2 separate regions of the Homo sapiens genome follow, and region 1 is linked to region 2. Evidence: chromatin contacts called from ENCODE Hi-C or POLR2A ChIA-PET data. All regions are on one chromosome and are shown on one strand. Each heading gives the region's core, a stretch centred on a gene start or an enhancer-like site at or near the end of the contact. The rest is flanking DNA. Distances are from core to core; before and after follow the strand shown.

Region 1 (4,434 bases), core at 31-2,530, 610 kb after region 2:
AGGGACATGGATGAAATTGGAAATCATCATTCTCAGTAAACTATCGCAAGAACAAAAAACCAAACACTGCATATTCTCACTCATAGGTGGGAATTGAACAATGAGAACACACGGACACAGGAAGGGGAACATCACACTCTGGGGACTGGTGTGGGGTGGGGGGAGGGGGGAGGGATAGCACTGGGAGATATACCTAATGCTAGATGACGAGTTAGTGGGTGCAGCGCACCAGCATGTCACATGTATACATATGTAACTAACCTGCACATTGTGCACATGTACCCTAAAACTTAAAGTATAATAAAAAAAAAAGATTAAAAAAAAAGAATACTATGCTTTAAAGATTTTGCTATTCAAGGAAATAATGACTTCTGATTGCTTTTCCTGCAATCCAAAATCATATCATTACTGCCAAAAAAAAAAATTCTGAAGTCCAGACATGAGACTACAAACTACTATATTCTCCTTTTATGCCTCCTGGCCTCACTGAACTGCAAAGGCAATTGGGAAGTGTAAGGTGTCTAGGCAGTCATTGTACAGCTTCCGTTACCATGAAGGAAATAGAAAAGTGGTTTTGGTGGACAGCTAGCAGTCTCCACAACTTGTTTACTAATTAATACCAAATATGTCAGTAATTCTGATTTTCCTATATGCCGTTCACAGACTTACAAACCAGAAGTCTCCTTATGGAAATCACCTTACTTCTTGTGCAAATGCGATTTTAAAATTTTTTATATCAGTCTTTTTTTTTCTTTTTTCACTGTATTTACTAATGGAATATGGAGATTCTACATGGCCCCATATTTTCTGCTCCATTGAAAAATGGCTTTTGAGACCAGTGTAATTTAAGGGTGGCCAAGAGGCAGTAAGATTTTTTTAAGCCTTCCATTCCATTTTTACACATAAGAAGGCAGCTTACAAAATGGCAACGCAAACCTATTGCAAGCAATGATGATTGCGTTCCCCATCTAGAGCGCTGCTGAGTCTCAGCAGCCTGGACTTCAAAGTTCATCGTTTGCTTATGGACTTTAGCCTGTTTTATCTCTGACTCCAGAAATAAAGCCTTTTGAAAGAATTTTGAGAATGAGGAAGGCTTTTTTGTCTCTCTCTATCTCAGACCAGCCCTAGTGTTTTATTGCACCCAATGTGCTAACTCAGCCATACCAGTATTGGAACAAGCTAAGGATTAAGAAATCCGGTTGGAGGCAGTCTGCAGTAGTGTGCAGTATTTACTGCCAGGCAGCTTCTATCAAGAGTGCCAGTGAAAAAATAGCCAGCACATCTATTATAGCAAAAAACTCCTGGAAGAGAGACCGGGGGTGTGGGGGTGCAGGGAAGGAACCAAGACATTGCCAATGTTTTAAATAGCTCAGAGTGCACACACACTACTTGTGTAGCGATAGAAAAATGAGTAATATTGATAGTTAGGTAAAAGCAGCAGCATTCAGAACTGAGTCAGAAATGAGGAAAGAGCTGGGGCAAAATAGTTTCATGATCCTTTGGTAAAGAGTCAAATCACCTGTTATAAAAGATTTCATCATTGAGTAGAGAATACCTACAGCCATCCTGGGAGAGTATTAGTGTGGTCTGTTCATAAATTCCCTGGCAAACTATCCTAGGATGAGTCAACCTTGGGGATGTACAGCATTCTTGCCCCCAGAAAGATTCGGAAGCAATGGTACAAATTCAAGAACATTTGGTTTTTAACATGAAGTTCCTAGGAAATTAGCAATTTGCCTGTGACCAAGAAGGACAACTATGCCAAATGATCTGCCACCTCAAGATCTCTGGGACTTTCCTACAACCCTGGGACAGAGTCAGATTGAAGCCCAAACAATGGATGATACTAAATTTCCTGCAGTCGCAATGGAATAAGAACTCAGAGACAGATTTCATTTAATTTAGGAAAACGAGGCAGCGTGACATCTCTCACACATTCACATCTAGGAATAAGATGCATACCTACTATGATAGAAACGAAACAATGGAATGTCATTGATATCTCTATGAGCACCCTTTGCCTTGCATTTATGTAGCATGTTTACATTTTCAAAATGATCAAAGCAACTTCTCCACGTGACTATAGAAAAGAGAATTTGCCTGAATGCACCAGCCTAGACAGAGGAAGAGCTATGGCCAGCCCTGAAAACATACCATCCTCTAAAGCGAACAAAGGTAATTTTTAAAAGACACACACAAGTATTGCCAAGAGAATTGCCATTTCCAGTTTGAAATGTGCATCCTCTTTTTTTTTTTTTTTTTTTTTTTTTGAGACAGAGTCTTGCTCTGTCACCCAGGCTGGAGTGCAGTGGTGCGATTTCGGCTCACTACAACCACCGTCTTCTGGGTTCAAGCGATTCTCCTGCCTCAGGAGAGCAACTGGGATTACAGGCGCGTGCCATCGCACTTGGCTAATTTTTTGTATTTTTAGTAGAATTGGGGTTTCACCATGTTAACCAGGATGGTCTTGATCTCCTGACCTCATGATCCACCCGCCTCGGCCTCCCAAAGTGCTGGGATTACAGGCGTGAGTCACCACACCTGGCCGAAATGTGTATCTTCTAAGATGTGGGAGATCATGGCCATCTCTGCTTTTCCTTATGAGTGGTTTTCAAAGTGTTCTCTGAGTTGCCTTAGACATTCCACTACTTGCCTTGGAGAGGATGCTGGGGGAGTTAGATGGGGATCCAGAGCTTGACTCTCCCTTTCCATCCAGGCTATGAGTCACAACTTTACTCTTCTCAGTTGGGTTCTGAATATATGGTGTGGTTCCTGTGGTTTCACTTGAAGAAGAGTTCTGCTGCTTAAATAGAAGTGAAAACCACCTTTAGAGACTGTTATCAAAAAAAAAAAAATTGTTAAGTTTCTTCCAAACACCCTTCATTATTGGTTGCCCAAAGAATGCTAAATCAAGTCACTAGACAATCATTTCTGAGCCCCGCCAAGCAAGTGTGTTCACGCTAAATGACATTAACACTTTTAGCTTGACTCATTTTATTTTTGCATGTCTTTATATTCAGATTTTCATTCCAGTTTCATATCCAATTGTCAAATAATAATAAAGATTTCATCTAAAATGAAATATTGTTTGTTTAAAAATCCATAAGATGCTTTAACAGCAGGAGAGTGGGGCTTATACCAATTTAGTGAGAATCTAGTGTATTATATAAATTTATCTCTACTGTGTACATGAGCTTTGAAAAGAGGAGAATCCCATCTGCCTGTCGAACAGAGATTAGGGAAGATAGATTAAAATGCTGGTTTTCATCATTCTTATTTAATAAGCAGGAAAAAGTAACTGGAAGCATCTATGACACTTTCTACATTACATAGAGGTTAAATGTGCTCTCTGTTATAGCCACATTGCACTCTGCTTTCAACATATCACGAAACAAATCTGCTAAAATAGTTGTCTTCCTTTAAATCTAGTGTTTATTTATTCATTTTTTTTCATTTTTTATTTATTATTATTTTTTTTTTTGAGACCAAGTCTCTCTCTGTCACCCAGGCTGGAGTAGAATGGCAAGATCTCGGCTCAGTGCAACCTCTGCCTCCCAGGTTCAAGCAATTCTCCTGCTTCAGCCTCCCGAGTAGCTGGGACTACAGATGCGTGCCACCATGCCCAGCTAATTTTTTGTATTTTTAGTAGAGATCGGGTTTCACCATGTTAGCCAGGATGGTCTTGATCTCTTGACCTCATGATCCTCCCATCTTGGCCTCCCAAAGTGCTGGGATTACAGGTGTGAGCCACCGCGCCCAGTTTGTTTGTTTATTTTTGCCAGTAACGCCAGGCTATTCTGCAAGGCCTCATCCAAGGACAAAATGGAGAAATAAATCCTCCAAAGTTAGGTTTATAGAACACTGGGCTTTCTGATTTTTTCAAAATAAAAAAGTACAAAATGAAAAGAAACTAAGCTGTTTACACTCCAGCTCTAGCTGAGAGCTGGAACAGTGCGTTGGACACTGGCAACTCCTTTCTGGAAACATTGCTGTCAGGCGCCATGGGAAGGCATCATCCCCAAGTCTGCAGACTTTTTCAGAGCCCTCTATGAGTTCATACAGCTCCAAGTCGGCTTCCTCATTTAGCCTCTGACCTGAGAAATGGCTCCACCAAATCCCTAATTTCTCAAGCTACAAAACTCAATGTGCCTCATACTCCTACTCCTCTGTCACCAACACCCCTCTATTCAATTAATCACCATGTCCTGTTTTGTTCTCCTGTCTAAATGCTCTTCAAATTATTTCACATTCCAATCATGCATCACTCCCAGGCCACTGCCATTTTTGAGGCTTTTGTTGTGTATTAAATGGACCATTGGGTCAGCTCCTAATTCGTCTTCCTACTCCTCATCTCCTTTAATCCATGCTCCATGCTTACCATACGCAAATCCAATCAGGCCTCTGTTTATCATCTTTCCCTAGCTTCCCACTGCC
Region 2 (4,416 bases), core at 1,726-4,225:
ACAGACAATCATCAGAATGGAAGAAAAATTTTGCAAACTATGCATCTGACAAAGATCTAATATCCAGCATCTATGAGGAACTTAAACAAATTAACAAGAAGTAAACAAACAACCCTATTAAAAAGTGGGCAAAGGACATGAACAGACACTTTTCAAAAGAAGACATACATGTAACCAACAAGCATATGAAAAATAGCTCAACATCACTGATCTTTAGAGAAATGCAAATCAAAACCACAATAAAATACCATCTCACACCAGTCATAATGATTATTTTTAAAAAGTCAAACTATAACAGATGCTGGTGAGGTTGTGAAGAAAAAGGACACTTATACATTGTTAGTGGAAGTGTAAATTAGTTCAACCATTGTGGAAGACAGTGTGGTGATTCCCTAAAGACATAAAGCTAGAAATGCCGTTCGACTCAGTAATCCCATTATTGGGTATATACCCAAAGGAATATAAATCATTCTATTATAAAGACACATGCATGTGTGTATTCATTGCAGCACTATTTACAATAGCAAAGACATAGGATCAACACAAATGCCCATCAGTGATAACACTGGATAAAGAAAATGTGGTACATACACACCATGGAGTACTATGCAGCCATCAAAAACAATGAGATCATGTCTTTGCCAGGACATGCATGGAGCTGGAGGCCATTATTCTCAGCAAACGAATGCAGTAACAGAAAACCATGTACCATATGTTCTCACTTGTAAGTGGGAGCTAAATGATGAGAACACATGGACCTATGGAGGAAAACAGCATACACTGGAGCCTATTGGAGGGTGGAGGGTAGGAGGAGGAAGAGGATCAGGAAAAATAACTGATGGGCACTAGGCTTAATAGCTGAGTGATGGAATAATCTGTACAACAAACCCCCATGACACAAGTTTACTTATGTAACAAACCTGCACATGTATGCCTGAACTTAAAGTTAAAAACAAAGAACAAAATAGAAATTCTAAAATTAACAAGTACAATTAATACAATAAAAAATGCAATAGAAGACCTCAACAGCAGATGGGAGATGGAAAAAATCCATGAAATAGAAAATAGATAAATAGAAATGATGAACACAGAAAATATTTAAGAAATATGAGCAGAACCTCAAAGACATGTGGGACCATGTTAAGTGTACCAACATGGGTGTAACTAGAGACTCAGAAGAAGAGAAAAAGAAAGCAATGGAAAATATATTTGAAGAAATAATGGCCAGAAAATCCCCAAATTTGATGAAAACCGTTAACTACACATTCAAAAAGTTCAACAAACCCAAAGTAGGATAAATATGAAGAAATCTACACCTAGGCACATCATACTGTTAAAAGACGAAGGAAAAGAAAAAAGTCTTAAAAGCAGCAAGAGAAAAATAGGTAGATAGTCCCTGACTTACAATAGTTTGAGGATTTTTCCACTTTGTAGTGGTGCAGAAGTGATATGCATTACTAGAGACTGTACTTCGAGTACAACCATTTTGTTTTTCACTTTCAGTACAGTATTCAATAAATTATGTGAGATAGTCAGCACTTTATTATGAAATAGGGTTTGTATTAGATTATTACAACCTAGTAGGTGGTGGTCAGGATTCAAACCCAAAACTTCTGATTTCAAGTGTTTCAGAATCTACTACGTGAGGGGCCTAAATCCCATAATTCCCACTTACCTGTGAGAGCATTTTAATGTAAAATAAAGTCTTCTAATCTAAGGGAGGAAAATCATAACATTTGCAGGAGTAAGTTTTAGCTTTAACAAGTTTACCAAGAATGTACAAAATAAAATCTTAACACCAGCCATGGGGGAAGGATAGTGTGGGAGAAATGGCAGTGGGAGTGGGAACGATGGTAATTCTTGGTAGATTTTCTGCCCAAATGGGATGAAATATGCGTAAGACACTTTTGTTATTTTCATTATGTCACAATCATTATAGGATAACTGTTCATGTAATCTATTGTCATGGTACATGGTATTTAATATTTTACCAGTAAATCCTAACAGTATTCTGATAACAGAGGTTGTTTTTATTTGACTTTGTAAATATAAGGAATACAGGTAAAATAACTCTGTGGTAAGTAGAACTTAGAGTTGCAGTCTAAGTACATGGCTGTTGTTCTAATCATGGAAAAAAAATGTTCTGTTGAAATTGCTGCTGCTAAGTCCTTGCTAAAGAGTCTATTCACTATAGAATCAGAGTCAAGTGAATGGAATCGATCATTACAGGGCTCGATAGCAAACTCTGCAGGCTACACATTTTGTATCACAGTCTTTTTCTAACTTCCTCCAGTCATGAGCTGTGGGCATGATTTTCAAGTTATTTGCAACTGGATATTTGACTCTTTAAGGCCAAGAGAAAAAGTATAAAATTTATAGTAATTTTTCTTCCAGTAAAATTAAGTAAGTTACCTGGTTTATTAGGTAAGAGGTAATTTAGTATGCATATTAAACAGTAGATCATTAGCACTTAATTTTTTAAGGTCTTTCACAATGGGGAGAGTGGACAGATGATTTTTGCTCCTTGTTTTCAAATGTCCCAAAGGTCATTCTTTATTTCTCTTTAAGCCATCAGGAAACCAGGCACTCCCGACTTGTATGCCCTTTTTCTCCCCGCGTAGAAGACTGGTTTGACATGTCACAAGTGTTGTACAGGTCATTTGCGTTGCAGAAAGGAACCAGGAAGCCAGTGAAATGTAGCTGCTTTTTAAAAAAAGGTTGAAAAAATCAATAATAAATTATCTTCCTATATAGCAGTTTAGGTTCTTTGCACGTCCCCTCTGACATGTAGATGTAGTTATAAATTGATTTAGTTGGGGACCATAAAGAATCTCGCTTGCTCTGGACTGCCTAGTGAATGTGTATTAGTGAAATAAAAATAACCCACCTTGTCAGAGAGCCTTTCTAGAAGCTGCCGAACCCAGCAAGTTATTTTTATAGTTTAATGAGCTAAGCCCTGGCTTCCACAGGGAGACACAACAAGTGGAGTACTTCATAATTTACTGCTGTAAAGTGATCAGGATTCATGTTGTCTATAAAACATGAAAAACATTCTTCATTCCTTACCAATTAGATCATAGTTACAACTCACAGTTCCTTTGAGCTTAAAAGAAAAAATTTAACTGCTAGACATAAATGAATGCTGTGGTTAAATTAAACCCTTCAACAGCCCAAACAGGCTTGAAAGAAATGCCTTCTGGATGTTATTAACACGCATATTTAAGTGCTATTTTTAAATTTTAACTGCAAGCCATAGCAAGCACAAATGTTTAGAATAGCTATTTTGGCATCGTAGCATTGCTTTCACATTTTTCATCTTTCCTAATTCTTTCCAATAATTATTTCACCTTTTATTATTTTTAAAAAAATTTTTTACAGAGATAGGAAACCTGTTTTATGAAAATAATTGTATTTTGGGAAGCAAAAAGCAATTAATGTCAATGCAGCTTTGGAGTAAAAAGTTCTCTTTTCAATTATCATGTCAACAGAATTGTGTTTCATTTTCCATGAGTATTCTAACATCTGCAGGAACTGAGTATTTGAACTCAATAACTTTTAAAATGTATAATTTATTTATAATTATCATGATATATTTATTATAGAAAAATGTAAACATAACTATAAGGAAGATAATTAAAGCTACCCATACCAACCAAAGTAAAATCTGGGCATAAAACTTTCCAGTGTGTGTATGTGTGTGGGTGGGCGGTGGAGAAAGAGAGAAGGGGAGGGAGAGAAAGAGAGAGAAAGAAGACGAGAGGAGAGGAGAGGAAAGAGAAATAAAGAGGCAAAGAGAGGCAGAAAGAGAGATAAAGAGATTTAGTTTCTTATATTGTCTATATCGCAACAATATATATTTTCTTACAACATTACATCGTTTTTGAACACAAAAATGTATTAGTTTTCTAGGGCTGCCATAACAAAATATCACAGACTGGGTGGCTCTTAAATAAGTGAAATTTATTTCTCACAGTCCTGGAGGCTGGAAGTACAAGATCCACTTGTTAGTAGGTTTGGTTTCTTCTTAGTACTCTCTCCTTGGATTGTAGACTGCCAAATTCTCATTGTGTCCTCAATGACCTTTTTTATCTGTGCATGTACACATGCCCCTGACATTTCTTCCTCTTCTTGTAAGTGTGCCAGTTCTATTTGGTTAGGGCCCTATCCTTCTAAGTTCATTTAACCTTTAATACCTCTTTAAAGCCCTTATCACGACTTACAGTCATCTTGGGGGGTTAGGGCTTCAACATATGAATTTTGGGGGAACACAATTCAGTCCAGAACACATGACTTTAAAAGTTCACATCATAGTTTATCATCTGTGTCTCCTATATTTAAATAATTATGCTGATTTTGAGTAATTAGATTTATTTTTCATTGACAAATAATAATTGTGTATTTTTACATGTGCACACA

The links. A loop is a pair of places that touch in the nucleus more often than their neighbours do. ChIA-PET counts read pairs that join two places held with the same protein, here RNA polymerase II (POLR2A).
Region 1: a map of posterior vena cava shows a loop between it and region 2 (11-fold over the local background). The contact joins two enhancer-like sites. A Hi-C loop is called at or near these places in 1 of 168 maps with a recorded cell type or tissue (posterior vena cava) and 1 of 37 single-sample maps with no recorded cell type. POLR2A ChIA-PET finds 5 or more read pairs at or near these places in 1 of 52 experiments (WTC11).

The regions. Positions count from the first base shown.
Region 1 is chr5:124,526,316-124,530,749 of GRCh38, forward strand. No RefSeq gene overlaps it. Among named protein-coding and RNA genes, the nearest start is that of LINC01170, 90 kb to the left of the region's middle. Within about 2 kb of position 1,281, at least 2 of the 41 ENCODE cell types and tissues checked have a DNase peak (open chromatin) inside an H3K27ac peak, as active enhancers do.
Region 2 is chr5:123,913,901-123,918,316 of GRCh38, forward strand. No RefSeq gene overlaps it. Among named protein-coding and RNA genes, the nearest start is that of CSNK1G3, 400 kb to the left of the region's middle. Within about 2 kb of position 2,976, at least 2 of the 41 ENCODE cell types and tissues checked have a DNase peak (open chromatin) inside an H3K27ac peak, as active enhancers do.